Linked DNA regions of Homo sapiens: regions 1 and 3 are each linked to region 2. The links are chromatin loops, found by intact Hi-C in ENCODE. Cell type or tissue: PC-9. All regions are shown on one strand. Region 1 has its middle 35 kb from the start of MYL12-AS1. Region 2 has its middle 34 kb from the start of LINC01895. Region 3 has its middle 28 kb from the start of LINC01895.

The links. Hi-C counts contacts between places; a loop is a spot of excess contacts. Peaks named below come from ENCODE experiments on the same cell type or tissue, not always from the same donor. Only the 100,000 strongest peaks of a DNase experiment are listed, where the experiment ranks them.
Region 1: a loop joins it to region 2, with 5 times the contacts of the local background. A loop is called at or near these places in 7 of 110 quality-filtered maps.
Region 3: it touches region 2 in a loop (3-fold over the local background); 4 of 110 quality-filtered maps call a loop at or near these places.

The regions. Positions count from the first base shown.
Region 1 is chr18:3,293,205-3,301,204 of GRCh38, reverse strand. No RefSeq gene overlaps it. Among named protein-coding and RNA genes, the nearest start is that of MYL12-AS1, 35 kb to the right of the region's middle. RefSeq lists enhancers at 3,920-3,999, 6,160-6,454. In PC-9, a CTCF peak has its summit at 3,612 (motif pointing right); DNase peaks (open chromatin) are centred at 3,664 and 4,074; H3K4me3 peaks cover 1,682 bases; H3K27ac peaks cover 938 bases.
Region 2 is chr18:3,380,064-3,388,063 of GRCh38, reverse strand. No RefSeq gene overlaps it. Among named protein-coding and RNA genes, the nearest start is that of LINC01895, 34 kb to the right of the region's middle. RefSeq lists enhancers at 2,131-3,330, 3,031-3,400. In PC-9, a CTCF peak has its summit at 7,277 (motif pointing left); DNase peaks (open chromatin) are centred at 3,083, 4,483 and 7,363; H3K4me3 peaks cover 5,273 bases; H3K27ac peaks cover 8,000 bases.
Region 3 is chr18:3,318,125-3,326,124 of GRCh38, reverse strand. No RefSeq gene overlaps it. Among named protein-coding and RNA genes, the nearest start is that of LINC01895, 28 kb to the left of the region's middle. In PC-9, CTCF peaks have their summits at 2,832 and 3,049 (motif pointing right); a DNase peak (open chromatin) is centred at 4,514; H3K27ac peaks cover 1,758 bases.

The sequences.
Region 1 (8,000 bases), 87 kb after region 2:
TGAGATGCGTTCCTTCTATGCTTAGTTTGTTGAGGGTTTTTTATCACAAAGTGATGCTGGGTTTTATTAAATGCTTTTTCTGAGTCTATTGAGATGATCACATCGTTTTTGTTTTTAATTCTGTTTATGAGATAAATCACATTTATTGACTTGTGTATGTTGAACCATCCCTGCATCCCTGGAATGAAACTCATTTTATCATGGTGAATTCTATTTTTGATGTGCTGTTGGATTCAGTTTGCTAGCACTTTGTTGAGGATTTTTGCACCTATGTTCATCAAAGATATTGGTCTGTAGTTTTCTCTTTTTATGTCCTTTTCTGGTTTTGGTATCAGGCTGATACTGGCTTTGTAGAATGAGTTAGGGAGGAGGCTCTCTTTCTCAATCTTTTAGGATAGTTTCAGTAGGATTGGTATCAATTCTTCTAGAATATCTGGTAGAATTTAGCTGTGAATCCATCTGGCCCTGGGTATTTTTGTTCTAGGTGGTAATTATTTTTCTTTGAGATAGGGTCTCACCTTTTGCTCAAGCTGCAGTACAGTGGCACAATCACAGCTCACTGCACCCATGACCTCCCAAAGCTTAAGTGATCCTCCAACCTTTGCCTCCCGAGTAGCTGGGATTACATGCGTGCACCACCACATTTGGCTAAATTTTGTATTTTTTTGTAGAGATGGGGTTTCGCCATGTTGCCCAGGCTGGTCTCTAACTCCCGGGCTCAAGCGATCTGCCTGCCTCTGCCTTCCAAAGTGCTAAGATTACAGGCATGAGCAACCATGCCTAGCTGGTAATTTTTTATTACTGATTGAATCTCACTGCTTGTAATTGGTTTGCTCAGAATTCCTATTTCTTCCTGATTCAAGCTAGGAGGGTTGTATGTTTCCAGGAACTTATTCATTTCCTCTAAATATTCCAGTTTTTGTGCATAGAGGTGTTCATAGTAGTCTCTAATGATCTTTTGTATTTCTGTGGTGTTGGTTGTAATGTCTCCATTTTTATTTCTAATTGAGCTAATTTGAATCTTCTCTCTTTTTGGTTAATCTAGCTAATGGTGTATTGATTTTATTTCTCCTTTCAAAGAACCAACTTTTTGTTTCATTAATCTTTTGTAATTTTTGTTTCAATTTCATTTAGTTCTTCTCTGATCTTTGTTATTTCTTTTCTTCTGCTAGTTTTGGGTTTGGTTTGTTCTTCTTTCTTCAGTTCCTTAAGGTGTGATCTTAGGTTGTCAATTTGTGACCTTTCAGACTTTTTGATATAGGGATTTAGTACTATAAACTGTCCCCTTAGCACTGCTTTTGCTGTATTCCAGAGGTTTTGATACCCTGTATCACTATTATCATTCATTTTGAATAATTTTTAAATTTCTATCTCAATTTCATTGTTAACCCGAAAATCATTCAGCAGCAGATTGTTTAATTTCCATGTATTTGTATAGTTTTGAAGGCTCTTTTTGGAGTTGATTTCTAGTTTTATTCCACTGTAGTCTGAGAAGATACTTGACATTATTTTGATTTTTTAAAGTTTTTTGAGACTTGTTTTGTGGCCTGTCATATGGTTTATCTTGGAGAATGTTCCATGTGCTGATAAGAAGAATGTATATTGTGCAGTTCTTGGGTAGAATGTTCCGTAAATACCTGTTAGGTCCCTTTGTTCTGGAGTGTAGTTTAAGACTAGCATTTCTTTGTTGACCTTCTGCCACAATGATCTGTCTAGGACTGTTAGTGAAGTGTTGAAGTCCCCTACCATTATTATGTTACTGTCTATCTCTCATCTTAGATCTAGAAGTAATAGTTTTATGAATCTGGGAGCTCCAGAGTTAGGTGCATATGTATTTAGGATTATAGTATCTTCTTGTTGGATTCATCCTTTTATCATTATGTAATGACTTTTTTGTCTTTTTTCTATTGTTCTTGCTTTAAAGTCTGTTTTATCTAACATAAAAATAGATACTTCTGCTCACTTTTGGTTTTCTTTTGCACAGAATATTTTTTGCCACTCCTTTACCTTGAATCTATAAGAATCCTTATGTGTTAGGTGAGTCTCTCGAAGACTGAAGATATGTGGTTTGTGATTTTTTATCCATTCTGCCCATTTATACCTTAAAGTAGAGCATTTAGACCATTTACATTCAACATTAATATTGAGATGTGAGCTACTGTTCCAGCCATCATGTTGATTGTTACCTAGATATTTTGTTTTCTTCATTGTGTTATTGTTTTATAGACCCTATGAGGTTTATGTGTCAAGAGGTTCTGTTCTGGTTTATATCAACCTTTTGTTTCAAGCTTTAGAAATCCTTTGAGCATTTCTTGTAGGGCTGGTCTGATAGTGACAAATTCCCTCACCATTTGCTTATCTGAACAAGACTTTATTTTGTCTGTATTTATAAGACTTAATTTTACTGAATACAAAATTCTTGGCTGAGGGTTATTCCATTTAAGAAGGCTAAAGACACTTTGGGAGGCTGAGGCAGGTGAATCACAAGGTCAGGAGTTCGAGACCAGCCTGACCAACATGGTGAAACCTCGTCTCTACTAAAAATACAAAAATTAGCTGGGCTTGGTGGCATGTACCTGTATTCCCAGCTATTCAGGAGGCTGAGGCAGGAGAATTGCTTGAACCTGGGAGGTGGAGGTTGCAGTGAGCTGAGATTGCACCACTGCACTCCAGCCTGGGCAACAGGGCAAGACTCCATCTCAAAAAAAAAAGAAGGCTAAAGATAGGATTCGAATTCCTTCTGGTTTGTAAATTTTATACTGAAAAGTCTACTATTTGTCTGATAGGTTTCCCTTTATAGCTTACCTGATGCTTTTGACTCACTGCTCTTAGAATTCTTTCCTTCACACTGACTATAGATAGTCTGATGACTATGTTCCTTGGTGATATCCTTTTTGCAATGAATCTCCCAGGACTTCTTTGAGCTTCTTGTATTTGGATGTCTAAATCTCCAGCAAGGACAGGGAAGTTTTTCTCAATTATTCCCTCAAAGAAGTTTTTCACTTTTTTTTTTTTTTTTTTTTTTTGCTTTTTCTTCTCCTTCAGGGACACCAATAGTTCTTATACTTGTCCATTTTACATAATACCATATTTCTTGGACGCTTTATTCATTTCTATTAATTCTTTTTTCTTTATTTTTGTCTGATTGGGTTAATTTGAAAGCCTTGTCTTAGAGCTCTGAAATTCTTTCTTCTATTTGGTCTAGAATATTGTTAAAACTTTCCAGCTCATTTTGTAATTCCCTAAATCCCTAAATGTGTCCTTCATTTCAAAAAGTTCTGGTTGATTTTTTAAAAAAATCTATCTCTTTAGAAAATATTTCATCTATATCCTGAATTGATTTTTAAATTTCTATATGTTGTTTTTCACCTTTCTCTTATATCTCCTTGAGTAGCTTAATGATCAACCTTTTGAATTCTTTGTCTGGTAAAGATTTCTCAAATGCCAGTAGTAGTAGTAATGAATTGGTCATGTGGACAGACTCAGGACCCCCTGGTTAGCCAGAACGATGCAGGCAATGGTGACAGCTGAGGTCATGCACAAGTTTTCTCCTTCCTTGGTGCAGTGTTACACTACTTGGAGATGCTGTAATGGACTGTCAATTGGCCTCCAGCCAGAAGGTGGCGCTTGCCAAAGAGCACCAGCTGCCGTAGTAGCAGTGGGATTTGTGCTTGCCTCATGTTACCCAGGGGAGGTACTCTGGTGACTCAGGTAATGGGTGGGGCCATAGAGCGCCAAAAAATTTCTGTCCTTTGTGTTAAGCTACCAGAGCAAGTGAAGGAGCAAAGCCAGGTGGCGGCTGGATCAGGCAGGTTCACGCTGTGGCTCCCCACATGCGGGGTAAGCAGTGGCCCCTGTGGGGGTCAGAGAGCATTTTTCTGGCCGCAGGGGTAATGTTGCAGGGAGGGGTGCAGCTGCCTCTGCTGCACAGAAGTCTCTCTACAGGGGTTGGGGAGTAGCAGGCGGCAGTAAGCCCCACCAGCGCCCATGCACTTGGCAAGGCCGGTCCCTCACCCGCAGGGTTCCGCTTGCAGCAGCTCGTTAGAATCCAGGCAGTCCGCATTCAGAACTCAAGACTGCCCCATGCCATAAGCCTTCCTGAAGGAGAGAACAACCAATGCTTTCAAGCCACGCCCCTCCCAGTCTGCCCGTGAAGCAGGGGCGCCCAGCTCCTGCACCCGTGGCTGCAGCACATTTCCCAGTCACTCCTTGGTTCTGCCCAAGGGGGTTTGTCCCCATTCGGCATTATATTGTGAACCCAGTTGGGAACTTCTGCCAACCTGTGACTGCTGTCTGAGTTAGCTGGCAGATTTCTGCACAGTCCTCTGTGAGGTAGGGTCGGGAATGTCTTCCCTCCATCCTCACTGGAGCCTGGGAGTGCATGCAAAGCCCGTCCCAATGATGCTTTTTCTCATACATTCCCCACTGCTCACTAAAATCAGCTCCATTGCTGGATAGGGTTAAGTTCTTCCCTCATGGGCCTCTATTGCCAGATTCCCAAGTGGGAGTGTATGTTCCAGAGGCAATTTATTCCTCTTTCACTCTGGGGAACTTAGTTTTCCACTGGCTTATGGTGTAGGCTGCAGCCCAGTGCTTCTTTCAAAGGGTCAGTGGCTTCTTTCAGTTCTCCTGTTAAGTTCCTGTGTTGCTTCTAGGAGAAAAGTTCACAGTGTGTGAGTCTCTACACACTATCTTGTCTTTCCAAGTGGAAGAGGCATGCTAACACTGCCTCCAATCTGCCATCTTGGGAGCAACAGAGTGAGAACTTGTCTCTTAAAAAAAAGGTGGGGAGGCCGGGCGCGGTGGCTCACGCCTGTAATCCCAGCATTTGGGAGGCCAAGGCAGGCAGATTATGAGGTCAGGAGTTCGAGGCCAGCCTGGCCAACATGGTGAAACCCCATCTCTACTAAAGATATAAAAAATTAGCCGGGCGTGGTGACGCCCGCCTGTGATCCCAGCTACTCAGGAGGCTGAGGCAGGAGAATCGCTTGAACCTGGGAGGTGGAGGTTGCAGTGAGCAGAGATAGCGCCATTGCACTCCAGCCTGGGTGACAGGGTGAGACTCTGTCTCAAAAAAAAAAAAAAAAAAAAAAGTGGGAGGGGAAGCGGTCTTTTGTTTTAGAGATATCTGCTTTAATATGTATGAACAAATATCAGTGATTTGCTGACAAAATGATTTGTCAGTGATTTACTTCAAAGTAATCTAGTGATGCAGGTAAGAGGGCTGAGGGATAATGATGAAAGGAAAATGGGAGGGGTTATAGATGAAACAAGTTTGGCCATGAGCTGATTATTATTGAAGCTAGGTGATGCCTACAAGGGGATCCATACATTATTTTCTCTTTGCAATACAATCCTGACCTGGAGTAAGGTCAAATTTCACAGGTTAAGGGAACAGCCACTCACAGGATGCCTCTTACCCCAGATACCAGCTGTTATATGTTCCAGGGTTCCTGAGCCACCGGTGCTTCTGACCAACTGACCACAAATGCAGGGATTCCCACTAACTCCTCAGGTTTAATAATGGACCAGAACAACTCACAGAATGCAGGCACGCACTATACTTAGGCTTAGTGTTTCATTATAAAAGACACAAACCAGGGACATCCAAATGAAAAGGTGCAGGGAGCAAAGTCTGGGAGGGTCCCAAATTCAAAGCTTCTTTATGCTCAGGACCTGTCATCCTCCTGGCACACTGATGTATGATTATCAACCTGGAAGTTTCCCCTAGCTTTCATGTCCAGAGTTTTTATTTGGGTTTTATTTTGTAGGCATGATTGGTTGAATCATTGGCAGTGTGATCGAATTCAGTCTCCAGCCCCCTGCTCCTTCCTGGGGGTCAGAGGTCAGAAGTCAGGCTGATATCCACATTGCTCAAAGCCCCAACCCTCCAGTCACATGGATGGCTTTTGTGGCATGTCCAGCCCCTATCCTGAGTGATATCATTAACATAAAGTCAGGCATGATCTGAGGATATTATTTCATAGAAATACAGCCTTCCACAAACGTTGGAACTGGTTAAAGAGTCTCTGTAAGACTGTAGTCCTTTCATCTGGTACTGGAGCTTGAAGTCCAGAGGGCAGAGAGTTGGAAAGCGACAATGGATATAAAGTGAGGAAGATCAAGAAAAGACTGGAACCCACAGCATGAACTAGAACCCAGCAGGACAAATTGAAACTCATGTCAGTTCATATTCCTTCTGGTGTTGATAGTGGGGACCCAACCTCATGGAACTAAACACACACACACCAGGCCCAGGAGTCAGGGAAGCTGAGGGAAAACCCAGTGGAAGGTAGAGCAGGCCCAGCTGCCGCTTCATGCTGATGAGGTGAGTCAGCAGATCAGCAACAATGTGTGTGAGCTACAAAATGACTGCAGCTTCCCATCTGCTTTCTGAATCTCACAAGAATCTCCCTCATGGCCCACCATAACCAGAAACATACAAGAAACAAAATTGTGGAAAACGTAGTTCAGCTTAGCCAAGTCAATACATTACAAGGCCACCACACCACACTTAATAAAAAGTAAACATTTGTAAATCAATCAACCAGTGCCTGGAAGTACTTATTTAAGAGCCAAATTATTTCACAAAGTAAACTGAAACACACCTGGTGAATCCCACCCACCACTGGATACATATTTGCATTGCCACCCATTATTCCTTCCCTCTTCTCCTGTAAGAGAATACGATCTCCTACCAATTCTCCCTCCACCTTTTATTCTCTCTCAGTAATCATGCTTCATCAATTAACTTCTGTCTCTGGCTGTTCTTTATCTTCAGCTTCTTTTTTTTTAAGCTTCCCATGATTCTGTAAATCCCTATAGCAAATAACTTTTTTTTCTCTTTTCCATTACAGCCAAGTGTTGAGTACAAAAAGTCTATTTATGCTATCGTTACTTCTATAATGTGATTTTTCTGTAGTATTTGAGAATATTCAATTCTTCTGAAATTAACAAGAGAAACAAACAAGTAGAACAATAGGTGACACTCATAAAACATGTTGAGGAATGATAGCAAATGTACTAAGTTAGAAATCTTTTAGGTTAAACATAAATAGCATATACAGAACATATGTTTGGTAAGCATAGATTAAAAGAATGGAAATACCAAGTGTGCTACTTGTAGATAGGAAAGGATAGAAGGACCAAGTAAACCTAAAATATTAGTAAAATCACAGATCATGTATCCTCCTGAATGACAGCTATGTCATATTTAAATCAGCTGCTGAATCGTGACAGCTATTCTTGCCCCAGGTGACCTCTGTCCAAGATATGCAGATAAATCCACAGCTCCTCAGCACTTCATTGGTGAATTTCAGTTGTGCACAGGCTCCTTGTCCTCCATCTCTTTGAAAGAGGAAGCATGTGTTGGCTTCAGGCACCTTCAATTTGCTGAGTCTCCTTGCTCACCCTTGACTCTGGTCACTGCATCAGACCATGCCATCAGTAGGAAATTCTGATGTGTCTTTGTAGGTGAGAGAGATAGGATATGAACATTGTGTGACTCAGGATTTTTTTTGTATGGCTCTTACATCCAACTTGGATCCTATCCTTAGTGTGATAACTTATCTCAGTTTCCACTTGCTTCTTGCTTTGTGTTTAAAATTTACACATAGGCTGGACATGGTGGCTCAAACTTGTAATTCTAGCACTTTGGAAGGCTGAGGTGGGAGGACTGCTTGAGCCCAGGAGTTCAAGACCAGCCTGGGCAACATAGCGAGACCTTGTCTCTAAAACAAAAATAAAAACAAAAAATTAGCTGAGCATGCTAGTGTGTGCCTGTAGTCCTAGCTACTAGGGAGTTTGAGGTGGGAGGATTGCTTAAGCCCAGGAGGATGAGGCTGCAATGAGCCATGATGACACCACTGCACTCCAGCCTGGGTGACAGAGCAAGACCCTGTCTCAAAAAAGAAAAGAAAACATAAATAAACCTTGTGATTCCAGCGTCTTTGCAATTTTCTCTCACCCTGTCTCTTTTATGAACTCTAGAGCAGCCTGCC
Region 2 (8,000 bases):
CCTCTATGTAATGCATATTAATGTTTAAATACATTTATAGTTAAAATTCCAAGTATCTTGATTCTTTAGAATTTAAAATTTCATTACTAGTTTTTTGTTTTAGCACATTGTGGTCAGATAATGTGTGCTATATGTTTTCTGCTTTTAAATTTTATCAGTATTTTCTTTGTTGACTAATACATTTCATTTACATCGGGAAAAAAGTATATTCTCCATTGTACAACATAACATGCAGCTATTAAAGTAAGCTTGTTGATTTTACTATAACATCCATAGTCTAGTTTATCTGTTGCTTGTGAAGTTTGTCAGAGACTGAGAATGATATATTAAAATATCCCATACTATAGTCCCAGCTACTTGGGAGGCTGAGGTGGGAGGATTGCTTGAACCCAGGAGATTGGGCCTGTGAATAGCCACTGGACTTCACTCTGGGCAACATAGTGAGACCCCCCCACTCTAAAAATAAATAAATCCTGTAGCATGCTATTCATTTCTTCTTCTGCATTTATATTTGGACACAATAGTATTCACAGTTTCCAAGTACATGAAGTGTAACCTTTATTAACATATGGGACAGTGGTTTCCTTTCAGGAACAGCTGGGTTCATGGGTGTGACAAAAGTAAAATTAAACTTTAAATTTTATAAGGTTCTGTATTATCTCTGCTTCCTAGAGTATGGTTTCTCTCTCTCAAAGATAAATAAGCAAAAAATACAGTGAAATAAAATAGCCATTTGTATCTCATTTGAGGCTTTTGCCTTGATTTCTTCTCTGTATATTAGTATTGTTATCATTGCTTTATGTATTTGCTTTTTGTTTAGGCATGTTTGATAAACCTTTGGCCATCTTTTCTTTTCTTATTTATATCAGAAACTACAGGATAATTCAATAGTAAAAAATGTATTACTGGCATGGTGTGGTACTCACGCCTGTAATCCTAGCACGTTGGGAGGCCGAGGTGGGAGGATCACTTGAGATCAGGAGTTTGAGACCAGCCTGGGCAATATGGCAAAACCCCATCTCTACTAAAAATACAAAAATTAGCCAGCTGTAGTGCCCGTGATCCCAGCTACTTGGGAGGCTGAGGCACAAGAATCACTTGAATCTGGGAGGGGGAGGTTGCGGTGAGCTGAGATTGCACCACTGCACTCCAGCCTGGGTGACAGAGCAGGACTCTGTCTCAAAAATAGAAAAGAAAGAAAGAAAATGCGTTACTATAATGTGTTATATTAATAGTCCAATACAGTTTTTTTTAAAGCAGCATATTTAAGAAAGCATAAAAAAATTCAGCATCTGCACTTTTAAGTTGTTAGAAAACTAGGAAAGAAAGCACTTTTAATGTTTTCTGATTTTTTTTTTTTTTGAGACAGTCTTGCTCTGTTGCCCAGGCTGGAGTACAGTGGCGCAGTCACTGCTCACTGCAACCTCCGCCTCCCGGGCTCAAGTCATCCTCCTGCCTCAGTCTCCTGAGTAGCTGGGATTACAGACATTAACTAGCTAGTTTTTGTATTTTTTGTACAAAAATGCCTTGTCTGCCTTGGCCTCCCAAAGTGCTGAGATTACAGGCTTGGACCACCGCATCTGGCCTCTGATACTTGTTTTTAATGGTAACCCTATAAAATACCATACATTTGGAGTTGGACGCTGTTTTTTTCAAGTCAGTCTGAGAATTTTTGTCTTTTCATAAGGAATTTAATTTATTTATACTCATTGTTATAACTGATAGCTGATCTTTCTTGTGTTATTTTGTCTCATAACTGATTTTTAAATTCTGCCAGTGAGCACCTTTAAGTTTTTCAAATAAATCAGCATTTCTCTAAACGACAAAACCAAAAGTGACATGGTGCTATGCCCAACTCTCTACCCCCATTTAAGATAAGAAACATAATACATGTCTGCATTTCTTAACAGCCAAGTGTTCCTTGGTCTTTGTTACTATAACACATGCGTTTAAATCCAGATCATTGTTACTTTCATATTTTTCTATTATATGTCATTTCCTTCAATATCTCCATGAATACAGCTGTAAATATTAACAAAATATTAACAAATAAAATCCAACTAATAAACAAAAAGGGTAATATATCCTCACTAAGATAATGCAAGCTTGGCCTACTGTTTTTTAAAAAATCAATCAATGCAATTCACCGTATTAGCAACAACGTAACAACACAAAAAGGAGAAATACCATAAGGATATTTCAAAAGGTGCCAAAAAATGGCAAATGATATGAATGATTGATCGTTTGTTATAGTCCCAATAATACCTGAAATCTGAAGCTCTGCTTTTTTTTTCTTTCTCTGTCATTAGGTTAGTCATTTCTTTTGTTCTGTCTTCAAGTTCACTAAATCTTCACTTTGTCACTTCCATTCTGCTATTGAGTCCATCTGTGAGTTTTAAAAAAAGTTTGATTATTGTATATTGCAGTGCTCCCCAGCTAAAATAACAATACAAAATTAAAATATTGAAACTTACAAGAGCAAAGAGAATGGGAAAAGGAGACAGCAAATATCCACAGATATTTGCAAGGTGGTAAACTTATGATGGAATTTCCACTACCTTGGCAGGGAATTTGGATGCGCTCCTAACCCTGGCAGAGCAGGGCACCATGAGAAGTAAGACAATTATCTAGAGAAACTGAGAAGCCCAGGACTCAGAGGCACCAGGAAAGGCTGTATGGAATGTGGGTGTCTTCAAACAGAGCCTGAGAAATGTGCTCCCATGCAGATCGTTGATGTTGGGAAGTGGTTCTAATGGTGGGAAGGACTGGACAGGATGAAATAGGGGAAGGGTGCATTTTCAAACTGTTCATTGCTTTAGGTAACTGGAGTATAATCCTGCTGGAAAGTCTCTGAGAAGCCATGTATAATTCACCCTAGAATTGTCCCCTGGCAGGACAGAAGAGGATACTATTTATCAAGTATCTCCCAATCCCCTCAGATCAAAGGTCATTACCAGGTGGCACATGTGTCAGAATGACCCAGCAGAAACTGAGCCACGTAAGAGCAAAACCATGCTGCATTCATAAGTATTAAATCGGGTTTAGCCCAAAGCAGCTTGCTTACATATTTTAACTTTGGCCTAAAGGTTTCTTTGTACCTAGTGAACCATAACCTAAATGGAAGAGTAAACAGACTGTAACCTACTCTTGTGCCAATCACCAAGTTTTGGCAACTTAAAGGGGGCCAACTGTTCAAACCGTGTTCAGATAAGGCAAACACGGAGCTGTAACCAATCTGACTGTTTCTGTACCTCACTTCCATTTTCTGTTCGTCACTTTCCTTTCTCTATTTACGTCTTTCCAACACGTGGCTGAGCTGGAGTCTCTGAGCCTCCTCTGGCCCGGAAGGCTGTCCAGTTCACGAATTGTTCTTTTCTCAATTAAAGTCTGGTAAATTTAATTTGGCCAAGATTTAAGATCTCTTCCAGCTTTAAAATTTCCTGACCCCAATTTCATCTTCTCATTCACCATCCAGCCATGCAACATGATGGCCCATTATAGCCAAATTCCAACAAGGTAGAATGTTTGCTCTTTACAATTTCCTTAATTTACCAAAAGCATAAACTTCAGGCCAGGGGAATTTAACTGCATTAATTGTCTATTACATGTGGTCCAAAATAATTACTGTGTTTAAAGTACTAGAAAATAACTTACAAGCCTCAACATAAAATTTCACAAGACAAGGTTGAGAAAAGAAAAGCTGGGCTCGGTGGCTCACGCCTGTAATCTCAGCACTTTGGGAGGCTTAGGCGAGTGGATCATGAGGTTAGGAGATTGAGACCACCCTGGCCAACATGGTGAAACCCCTTCTGTACTAAAAATACAAAAATTAGCTGGGTGTGGTGGTACGTGCCTGTAATCCCCGCTACTCCGGAGACTGAGGCACGAGAATCGCTTGAACACGGGAGGCGAAGGTTGCAGTGAGCGGAGATCCTGCCACTGCACTCCAGCATGGCGACAGAGCAAGACTCTGTCTCAAAACAAAACAAAACAACCTTCTTTCTTTCCTCTTTTTTCAAGAGTCGAGGTCTCACTCTGCCACTCAGGCTGAAGTGCAGTGGTTCGATCACGGCTCACTGCAGCCTCAAACTCCTGGATTCAAGGGGTCCTCCTGCCTCAGCTTCCTGAGTAGCTTGGGACTACAGGTGTGAACCACCATGCCTGGCTAATTCTTTACATTTTGGGGTTATGGGGAACAAGCCCTCCCTATATTGCCCAGGCTGCTGTTGAACACAAGTGATCCTTCCACCTCAGCCTCCTGCTTGTCACTGGGATTATAGGATTGAGCCACAATGCCTGGCTTAGAAAACATCTATTATCTAAGGAATGCGAGTCCTTTTAAATTATCAGGACCAGAGAGCCATTGAAATGAGACAGCAATCACGTCCCCCTTAAGCTATGTATTTATCTCTTGAAACTGTTTGCTGTTGTCACAAGTAGCTATAAATTACCCTAATAATGCCACCCTGGACACTATAAGCCACACCCTATAGTTTAGCAGTGTATAGCCAGTCACTAATCCCTGTTATTTCTGTAAACCAAAGAGAATTCCTTACAACAACTTTGTATGAGCTCACTTCCCATCCCTCTTTTTTGCCTTTAAAAACTTGCTTGTAACAAAGGCTGGGCGGAGCTCACATTCAACGTTTCTTGGGTCTAAATCTTCCGGGCAGCTGTCTACACTTTGGCTCAGGTAAACTCTTTAAATCTTATTTTGTGCCACAGCCTCTTCATTTTATGTCGACAACGTAAGACAAAGACAATGTTAAGCAAAAATATGGATAAATTAAACATGCATAGTAAATAACCTTTTACTAGAGTTTTCTTAATGTAATTTTTCCCGTTTTCTTTTGAAAAATTTTGAACCTATAGACATGTTAAAAGAATAGCACAGTGGGGAAGGGGGAGGGATAGCATTAGGAGATATACCTAATGTTAAATGACGAGTTAATGGGTGCAGCATACCAACATGGCACATGTATACATATGTAACAAACATGCGCGTTGTGCACATGTACCGTAAAACTTAAAGTATAAAAAAAAAAAGAATTGCACAAAGAACTTCCCTCATTATGCTATATTCCTATTTAATTCCTAAATCCTAAGAAAAAGGATCTTTTCCTATATAACCGCTTCACCTTGATCATATTCAAGAAATTGACTTTGATATACTATTATCAAAAATTTACTTACTATTGAAATATTTAAAATAACCACCAATAATCAAGTTTCACCAGTTGTCCCAATAATGCTGTTCATAAACTCTTCTTTTTTAAAAAATCAGGGATTCAGTCTAGGATCAAGTATTGCTTTTAACGTCATATAGCTTTCATCTCCTTTAATTTCAAGCGGTTCTGCTGCCTTTTTTTTTTTTTCTTTTGAGATACAACCTGTGAAGTGTCCAGGCCAATTGTTTTGTAGACTGTCTCGGAATTAAATTCAGATTATTCACTTTGGCCTGCCCAGGTGGTAGTGTGCTCTTCTCATACCAGCAGGTGTGTCAAGTCAGTTTGCCCTAACATCAGGGATGTCATATTTGATCATTTGGTTAAGGTATTATGTGCCAGATATCTTCCTCTCCTCTTTGCAATTAATCAATAACCTGTGATATTTGGATTAGTGTATATCCACTGGGTCCCAGCAATTTTTACCTATAGGTTTAGCATCCATTGTTGATACTTGCTGGAATCAGTCATCAAATTGGTGAAGTAATAGTGATTTTGAAATCAGTTATTCCTTCTATATTTCTTAGCTGAGATTCTTCTGTAAATAAGAGCCTCTCCTTACCTCACCTTTTGTTGAAGAATCCTGGACTCCTGTTTTAATTCAATTTGCTTAATCTATAGCCAACACTATTTTTTTTTTCTTGGGATCCTCAAAGTTTTCCAAATTTGGCCAGCAGAAGCCTCTTCTAGTAGACTCCTGTGTCTTTTTTTTTTTTTTTAATTAAATGGACACAAAGTCTTGCTCTGTCACCCAGGCTAGAGTGCGCTGGCTCACTCACTGCAGCCTCCAACTCCTGGTATCAAGGGATCCTCCCATCCCAGGCTCGCAAGTAGCTAGGACAACAGGTGTGGACCACCATGCCCAGCCAATTTCTAAAAAAATTGTATACAAATACAGTCTCACTATGTTGCCCAGGCTGCTTTTGAACTCTTGGCCTCAAGGGATCCTCCCACTTGGACCACTTAAAGTGTTGGGAATACAGGCGTGAGCCACTGTACTTGGCTTCTGTGCCGCTTCTACCGTCTTTGTGTGTTTTTGAACACTTTCTTATCTTCTGGAACAAAAATGATCCAGGCCTAACTTGTTGTACTTTCCCTGCCCCCAAACTGAAATTAGCCATTTTTCCAGACAGCCCTGGTTCCTTTTAGTGGGAATGCTATTTAGATTAATGAGCTTTAATATATAATACTTTTATGTTGTAAAATATTATGTTTGGATAGTTTGCAGAATTATGATAATTTACTTTAGAATCTATCTCTTCCATCATACATCAATTCTATGTACTTGCTAATTATGGAAATAATTTCTGAGAATTTTCTTTCTTTTTTCTTTTTTTAGACAGCCTCACTCATCACCCAGCCTGGAGTACAGTAGCACCATCCCGGCTCACTGCAACCTCTGCCTCCTGGGTTCAAACAATTCTCTTGCCTCAGCCTCCTGAGTAGCTGGGACTACAGGGCTATGTCATCATGCCTGGCTAATTATAATTTTTTAAAAAAATGTTTATCATTAGACAATGGTTTTCCTTAAAGTAGGAATAGTATTTAGTTTTCCCTACAGCAGTCTGTATAACTTTATAAAATAATGGTTCACAGATTTAAAATGTATTATTCAAAGTGATGAGGCTGGGTGTGATGGCTCATGCCTGTAATCCCAATACTTTGCGAGGCTGAGGAAGCAGGATCACTTGAGGTTGGGAGTTCAAGACCAGCCTGTGCAACATAGTGAGACCTCGTCTCTACAAAAAAAAATGTAAAAATTAATGGGGTGTGGTGGTGCATACCCATAGTCCCAGCTACTCAGGAACCTGAGGTGGGAGGATCGCTTGAGCCCAGGAGTTTGAGTTTATAGTGAGACATGATGATGCCAATGCATTCCAGCCGGAGTAACAGAGCAAGACACTTTCTCAAAAAAAAAAAAAAAAAAAAAAAGTGATGAGATAGAGGGGAAGTGTTTAACAATTTTTGGTTTCTGAATGAATAATTTTAGTACATCATCTTAAAGTTTTCTTCTAAAGCAATATGATATGATTTTGAAATGAATGGCAGCGGCCTCTACAGGAAATGATCATGTAATTGCTTATTTAATTGAATGATTCATTGACTATGACACATGAGGGAATTGTTTCTGTCACACTGTGGTATTGTCTGTCTAATGTTTAGCTATAGGCAATGGATGAGAAATCCTTTTTTGAGACGGATTCTCTCTCTGTTGCCGAGGCTGGAGTGCAGTGGCGCCATCTCTGCTCATTGCCATCTCTGCCTCCCAGATTCAAGAGATTCTCCTTCCCTTGCCTCCGGAGCAGCTGGGATTATAGGCACATGCAACCACGCCCAGCTAATTTTTGTAGAGACGGAGTTTCACCATTTTGGCCAGCTGGTCTTGAACTACTGACCTCAAGTGATCCGCCCACCTCAGCCTCCCAAAGTGCTGGGGTTACAGGCGTGAGCCACAGCGCCTGGCCAAGAAATTCTTCTTTGCTGAATTCACAAGAACAGTTGTGCAAAGTCTTGCACATATTTTAATACTTCTAAATATTTAAACATTTAATAATATTTCAGAAATTTGCCCTTTACCCATTTTTCTTTTGTGTGTGTGTGGTGGGGGAGGGTTATTGATTTCTTAATGCAAGAAAAAATGAGGAAAAGATAAAGTATTATCAAGAGAATATCAGTGGACACAATTGCTGGATATACATAATATTGGCATCTTTTCAGTACGAAAACATTTTAAGCTCTTTGGAAAATTTATCTCTGCTAGAGATGTTTATAGAT
Region 3 (8,000 bases), 62 kb after region 2:
CATTTCATTGCTGTAGAGTATTCCATTGTACGAATATGCTACATGTTATTTATCTATTCTAGAAATTGAGTACGCTGATTACTTCTACTTTATTTTTCTTTTTCAAAATCATTTTTGTTATTCTAGTTTCTTTGCTTTTCTATGTAAATTTTAGAATGATCTTGTCTATACAAAAATCTTGCTGAGATTTTGATAAGAATTGTGTGAAACTTCAATTTGGGGAGAATTAACCATTTTTCTATGTTGAATATTCCAATCCATGAACACAGGATGTATCTTCATTTATTTAGATCTTTTCCAGTTTCTGTCATCAGCATTTTGTAGCATTTTGTGCATGAGTCCTATACATGTTTCAAATAAATAAATAAATGAAATGAAACATGAGTCCTGTACAGGTTTTGTTAGAGTACACTCACATATTTCATTTCATTCATTCATTTATTTGTTTATGTATGTATGTATGTATTTTTAGAGACAGGGTCTCGCTCTGTTGCCCAGGTTGGAGTGCAATGGCGCGACCATGGCTCACTGCAGCCTTGAACTCCTGGGCGCAAAGCGATCCTCTTGCCTAGCCTTTAAACTCTCTTAACATTTGTTTTTTTAATGAATAATTGGTACCTATTTGACATTATAGTCACAACATCTATTGACATATAAAGTATATGGGAATAAAAGTTATTTAGAGAAATATTACTTAAGAGAGAAAGCTTTCTGTTTTACTATTTTAAAATGTGTGTTAAACAAATGCTTTATAAGAAAGAACTCATCTTTTGTTGCAGGATTTTCTAGCTGGCTCAACCAGTTAAAAATAATTTACCTAAGCAGCATTATTTGAAAGGTAGAAATTTGGAATTTGGTCTTTAATGTCTACTTTATCCACTGAGATTCTTAGTCTGTAAAATGGTGTTGATGCCTACTACTTGGAAACACTAGATATTTCTAGAAGGTGTTTAATGTTTGTAAAAGATTAACATTATTATTACAGTTACGTGATTGAACACCTTCTTTAGTCTAGGCATTGTGCTAAGGCTTTTGCGTACATTACCTCTTTTAAGAATCACAGCAACCCTGCAAGGTACAGATAATAGCTGTTTTCTAGGTGAGGATCCTGAAGCCACAGGCCACAGCCATGTGGCGGCAATGACCTCCCTCCATTGTCTTTGCTTCCATGCCACCACACTGCCCAAGGGCTCTAACAATTCTTGTCCATTTTTTTTTAAATCATTCCTAAATCAATTTTAGGATATTGTTTTTACTTTGATTAGGTAGAACTGGAGCTTTTTCTATGGTGTTTGGCTGGACCAAAGTGGCTGTTGTCTAAGTGTTCTGTTTTGCTAGGCTGTTCCTCACCTGGTCCTTTGACTAGAGAGACGAGGACTTTGTTGTTACCAGGTTGGTGCAAAAGTAATTGTGGTTCTTGCCATCACTTTCAATGGCAAAAACGGCAATTATTTTTGCAACAGCCTAATATTTTTGCCTGTACTCGCCATCACTTCTGGGTTGTTGACTTCTTCAGCTCCAAGTATTAGCTATACATGGCAAAAAGCAAAGCCAAGCAACTCATTTTTTTGTTACTTGAGTCTCAAGGTTCTTAACAGATTTACTGTTTTCTTTCCACTTTTCAGAGTTTTCTTATGTGTGTTCACATATTATGTCCAGGGTTTAACGTTGTACCTAATGGGAGGAATAGAGAAAATTACATCCACTCTATATTTCCTGAAGCAAATTTTCCCTTCCATATTTTTAGCATGTATTGTAAATGTTCTCTAAATGTCTCGTTAGTAACATGAATTCTATTTTACACATCTAATAATACTAGTAGGTGTCCTAAGAGAGCCTTTCAAATGGACACCTATGACCTTGTGTAACTGGTGAAATAAATTAGGCAGGACCAACACAAATTTGAAAATAATTCTACCCTCCCCTGTTGGCCCCTGGCTGACCCTGTATTCTTCAGCCTGACTCATCACTTCCCTTTTGTTCGTTTCTAGTCTTCCTCTCCAGCCTCTCCATCTGTCGTTCTCTAACTTCTTCCTTTATTTTTCCTTTTCTCGGTTTCATTGTGATTGTTTTAAAAACCACGTCTATGGCAAATATACCCACAGGTACTTTTTAGAGGGCTTAATGACAGTGTTTATCAGCAGACTCTAGAAATGTGTTCATGACAGATCAATGCTTATTTTTGTGGTTCAAAAGAAAGTTGTAAAAATTTTTAGAAATTATTAGTATTTTCTTGCGGGAATAGTGAAAGTTAGTTGTGTGTGATCATTTTTTAAGCATCAAAGATTGGAAAGTCTGAAATTGTGTTTCAGGTGTGTTCCAACCTACTGACTTTGAATTCATCACTTATTGTTACTGAGGGTCATTTTTCCTTTCTGTAAATATGCACATTTTCACCAACTATTCCCAGGGAAATCTAGGAAGTCAGATGCAAATAGAATATGGTTGATATTCAACAATATTCAGCCTGAAGCAATATCAAGGTAGGGTATGTACTCTGCCCTTCTTGAAGGACTAGCAGTAGCTGTTAGGGTGAATCCTACTGGATCAGTGAGGAAAATCTACAATGAGCTAACCTGAGAAAACTGTGCATGCTTTGTAAAGTATAATCTATTCTTCTGAGTCGTTCTAGGAGCTGCCATATCACAGGACACAATGCAGCCATTGACGTGTGTGTTCTGCTCTCAACTCTATCAGTTAAATTACAGAAGGGCTGGACACGGTGGCTCACACCTGTAATCCCAGCACTTTGGGAGGCTGAGGCGGGCGGATCACGAGGTCACGAGTTTGAGACCAGCCTGACCAACATGGTGAAACCCCTTCTCTACTAAAAATATAAAAATTAGCTGGACGTGGTGGTGCACGCCTGTAATCCCAGCTACTCAGGAGGCTGAGGCAGGAGAATCGCTTGAACCCAGGAGGCGGAGGTTGCAGTGAGCTGAGATTGCGCCATTGCACTCCAGCCTGGGCAAGAAGAGCAAGACTCCGTCTCAAAAAAAAAAAAAAAAAAAAAAATTACAGAAGATGTGCCCACTAGGGGGCACATTTTCTGAAACAAAATAAGGTACTAAAACACAATGCAAATGTCAGGTGAGTCTTGATATTCTTTAGTTGCACAACCAAATCTAGTTAATTGTTAAACTTCCAACGTTATCATATACTAAATTGACAGCTGACAAATGCAAAACAAACCAGTTAAAAATGAAAGAGCCTCTTTGGTAGGCCAAATACAAGAAATAATCAATCTTACATCATTCAATTCTGATCTTAAAATCTGTCACTTGCCACATTTTTATTTATAAGCTACAAAAAATGTTAAAAAATGGATAATGCTCAGTGTTGGAAAGGAGGGACAGAGAAGAGGCGCCCTGCTACATGGTCAGTGGCAGGATAAATTGGCAAACATTTTGGAAGGGTAATTTTACAGTCTTCCAAAATTTAAAACACACATCATTTGACCCAGTAATTCTACTACTGGGAATTTACCTTATGGGATACATTTGCAAAAGTATTAATTAAATGCATACAGAGATGTTCATTAGAACTTTAATTGTAATGAAAAAATTCTGGGCCGGGCACCATGCTCAAGCCTGTAATCCTAGCACTTGGGGAGGTCAAGGTGGGCGGATCACTTGAGGTCAGGAGTTCAAAACCAGCCTGGCCAACATGGTGAAACCCCATCTCTACTAAAAATACAAAAAAAATTAGCCGGATGTGGTGGTGGGCGCCTGTAGTCCCAGCTACTCAGGAGGCTGAGGCAGGAGAATCACTTGAACCTGGGAGGCAGAGGTTGTAGTGAGCCGAGATGGAGCCACCGCACTCCAGCCTGGATGACAGAGCGAGACTCCATCTCAAAAAATAAAAAAAACAGAAAAAATTCTGGAAATAATCAAAACATCCATTAGTAGGAGACTGATTAAATAAATTGTGGCATACAATGAAATAATGTGTTGCTGTTAAAAAGAATGAAATAAATTTACACATTTCACATAAAGACTTCTAAGATATATTATGAAGTGAGAAAAACAGCAAAATTTAGTCAGTATTTAATATATCATTTGCATAAATGTTTTCAAGACTATACACATATATGCTGATATTTGTATAAACAATTCTTGAAGGATAAATAATTACAGACTCTAATTATATTTAAAGAAAAGGGCTGGAAGTTGATGGAGAGGAAGACTTCATTTTATATCATTTTATACTGTTTGGATTTTTTTTTTTTTTTTTTTTGCCATCTATGTATCTTATGTTTTAAAACATCGCCTCTCCCATGGGGAGAGATAACTGCCCAATACATCCATTCAAACAGTTTATAAAACTCAAAATTCTATAGCCTCATAATTCTAGACTTGAGATCTTCTTGTCTCATAAATAAGAAAATTGAGGTTGAGAGCATTCAGATGATTGAGACTTGAAAGTGATTCAGCAAGCTGGTAACAAGCCAAGATGAGGCCAGGTCCTCATCTGACATGGCCCCAGGCCAAGTGACTGACTATTGCACTCCACTATCTTGATTGTGTGGTGTCTGGGAAATTTCTCCAAGTGTGCCTCAAATTTCAATTCATTTAGATCCCAGTATTAGAGAATCATTTCCTGAAAAATGTCATACATTATATGTATTAAGCAATGGCCTCAAAGTTAGTCATTGTTTTTCACTGAATAATTTTGAAGTGGCTTAAATGCATGGGAACTAACAATCCCCTTCAAACTGAGGTTACTGCTGGTGGCCAGACACCCCTCAGATTCATGGGTGATTCAATGCACCTGCAAAGTGCAGTGTAGCATTTCGGTCCACAGTTGTGTTCACGGAACACACGTGTGAGCTGTCAGGCAGCTCAGGGCATTGCATGAAGGTAACTAGAAACACAATTTCCACCTCTTTTTAAACTAGTGTAGTTCAAACCTTCCCTCATTTTTAAGTTCTTTTTTATTGAGGTGTAACTTACATTCAGTAATGTGCCAAGTCCTATGTGTTCAGGTCAATAAATTTTTACAAACACACACACATGTGCACAACCCCCTATAGCCACCACCCAGATCAAACACCCAGGGGGCTTCCTCAGGCCACCTCTTATCAATTTCCCACAAAGGTAACCATTATTCTGGCCTTTAACACCAAAAGTTCATTTTCAAGCCTTCACTATTAAAAAACAACATCAACAACAAAAAACAAGCAACTAATGGCATGGGATCGTAGGCTGGATAAGGAAGGGCAGCCAAGAGTGTTTTAATCAATTTTATTTAAAAAAAAAAAAAGCAAAACTCTGTTACTATCTTTTAACTTATCGTCCTTGCTCACTGTGTTCTTTTAAAATATAACTGTGTGAAAGATCTTAGATTTAATACATCTCTTTTAAAGGAGAATTTTTCTAGACTTCTCTTTTTATGGTTTATTTGTGCCTGAACTTTTGGCATGCTCTAGAGATCAGAGAAAGCCTAACGACGCGGAAGGAGGAACATAATTTCAGAAGGACATTGATTTTCTTTTTTAGTCTTAAGTTCAATTTTCATACCTGTTCTATTTCTCACTGCTTTGACTCTGGACCAACACTTAGCTCTAAATATTCACCAACGTGTGTGCATACTATTGCAGAATATACATATTGAAATATTATTGTTTATTATTTAATGCTTTAGAATAACTGCAGGAAGATTGCATAGTTTCAGCATAGAGATTTCAGGGAGGAAGCAGGTTCTGAAATGGATTTTGTTTAAAGTGTGGGGGTAATTACTCTGGAGTCCCAAAGCAGCAACTTAAAGGATGCTGAAATTGGACCTGAGTGCAAAGGGAGTGTCTGGTATGGAACATCAGTGTACTGGGGGTGGGGGTAGTTCCTGATTGGGTGCAACCCAACCCAGAGTTCAGCATCTGGCCATCAGCTGACCTAATGTGACCCTTCCTACCAAGAGTAGATGCCCTCTGCTTACATCTGTTGGGACTGAGAACACTCCAACACCCTTTCAGCTGTGCTGAAGGAAGCTAACAACTTTCAAGAGGCTGGAGGTGGCAGTGGCAAACCCAGCTCTGTCCCCTACAGACAGTAGCCCTGTACCCTACAGACAGTAACCCTGTCCCCAGACACTTAAAGTCAGAGAGCTAAGACTTCAATAGAAAAGCTTACAAAACAACTGGATGCAATCTTCATGCAGCATCATAGTGAACAGTAAAGATCAGATTCATGGCTGATCCGGTATAAAACTGTAAAAGCACTCTTCTCTATACGTTCAAAACGTGGAAGCAAAACTGATCATTGATATTTATTTAAAACCTTGATTGTCCCGCCATGCCACATACTTTTCCTTTAGACTACTCTCTACAAGTATTTTCTGACGCTATTTAACAACAAATACAAACATACTGAGAGTGGTGAAAGAAAATAGGAGTGCTCTTAATTAGAGGTAAAACCACAAGCTGACACAAAATGATATTTTGCTCTAGAAATGAGAATTAAGAGGTGGGAGACTGATGCTGCTGTCTTTTCAGATGGAGCCCCGGGGGGGCCGTGGCTGGCCTGGAGCTGGGGTGGCAGAGTCTCTCTCCTGGTTTTGCTCTCACAGAGCGTGACATCTCCCTGGAGCAAGGTGGGACCACTGCTGAGCTCACATCAGTCACTGTACTTCCTAGGAAGTTTTCTGATACAACGTCATTTCCTGTAAGTTGGGATTTTTGCACACAGGACAAAACAAAGATGACAGCTCATCTCTCTTGACCCTGGTAGGTATTTAAGTGAAAACCGGAATCAATGATACATTGCCCTGGGATTTATATTTTTCTGGAAAAAGAAAAGAACAATCTCTGCCTACATCTGCATACCCAAAAGATGGATATAAAATGAAAGCCTCCCCTACTCCAAAAGGGAAGCAAAAGAGTGTTAATGAAAATCAAATGACCAAGGTCATTGACCATGTTATAGTACATCTGAGTGATGCAGAGGGGTAGTAGAGGTGATAGGAAACAGACACACACAAAGGGGAAGCTGCAATTTTGTCTTCCTTTCAGGAATGCGGGCAAGAAAGTGAGTAAGCAATATATGACAGTTCTCCGGACCTGTTAGGTTAGTATTATAATCTGGGAGTAGGGGGGAATGTCTACAATGTAAGTGTCTCATTAAAACAAAGAGGAGGGGGCCGGGCATGGTGGCTCATGCCTGTAATCCCAGCACTTTGGGAGGCCGAGGCAGGAGGATCACTTGAGGCCAGGAATTCAAGACCACCCTAGGTAACATAGTGAGACCCCATCTCTACAAAAATTTAAAAAAAACTTAGTCTGGTGTGATGGTGTGTGCCTGTAGTCCTAGTGGGAGAATCAACTGAGTGAGCCCAGGAGTTCAAGGTTATAGTGAGCTACGACTGTGCCAATGCACTCCAGCCTAGGCAACAGAGCAAAACCCAGTCTCTAAGAATAAAAAGTAAATAAATTAAAACAAAGAGGAGGGGAAAGGAAGGATATTTCCATGTGAAATAAAAGAGTATAATTTTGAAAGATATAGTTGCACTTCTTGGCTGGGCACGGTGGCTCACGCCTGTAATCCCAGCACTTTGGGAGGCCAAGGGGGGTGGATCACCTGAGGTCAGGAGTTCAAGACAAGCCTGGCCAACATGGGGAAACCCCGTCTCTACTAAAAATAATAAAATTAGCCAGGTGTGGTGGCGGATGCCTATAATCCCAGCTACTTGGGAGGCTGAGGCAGGAGAATTGCTTAAACCAGGGAGGCAGAGGTTGCAGTGAGCCAAGATGGCACCACTGCACTCCAGCCTGGGCCACAGAGTGAGACTCAGTCTCAAAAAAAAAAAAAAAAAAGAGAGAGAGAGAAATATTTGCACTTCTTTATGGTATTAAGCTGTGCTTAAGCAAGGATATTATTGGTAAGCACTTGATAAATGTCAGCTATAATTACTGGCATATCTCATTTTACTGTACCTTGCTTTATTGTGTTTCACAGGTATTGCACTTTTTACAAATTGAAGGTTTGTGGCAACCCTGCATTGAGCAA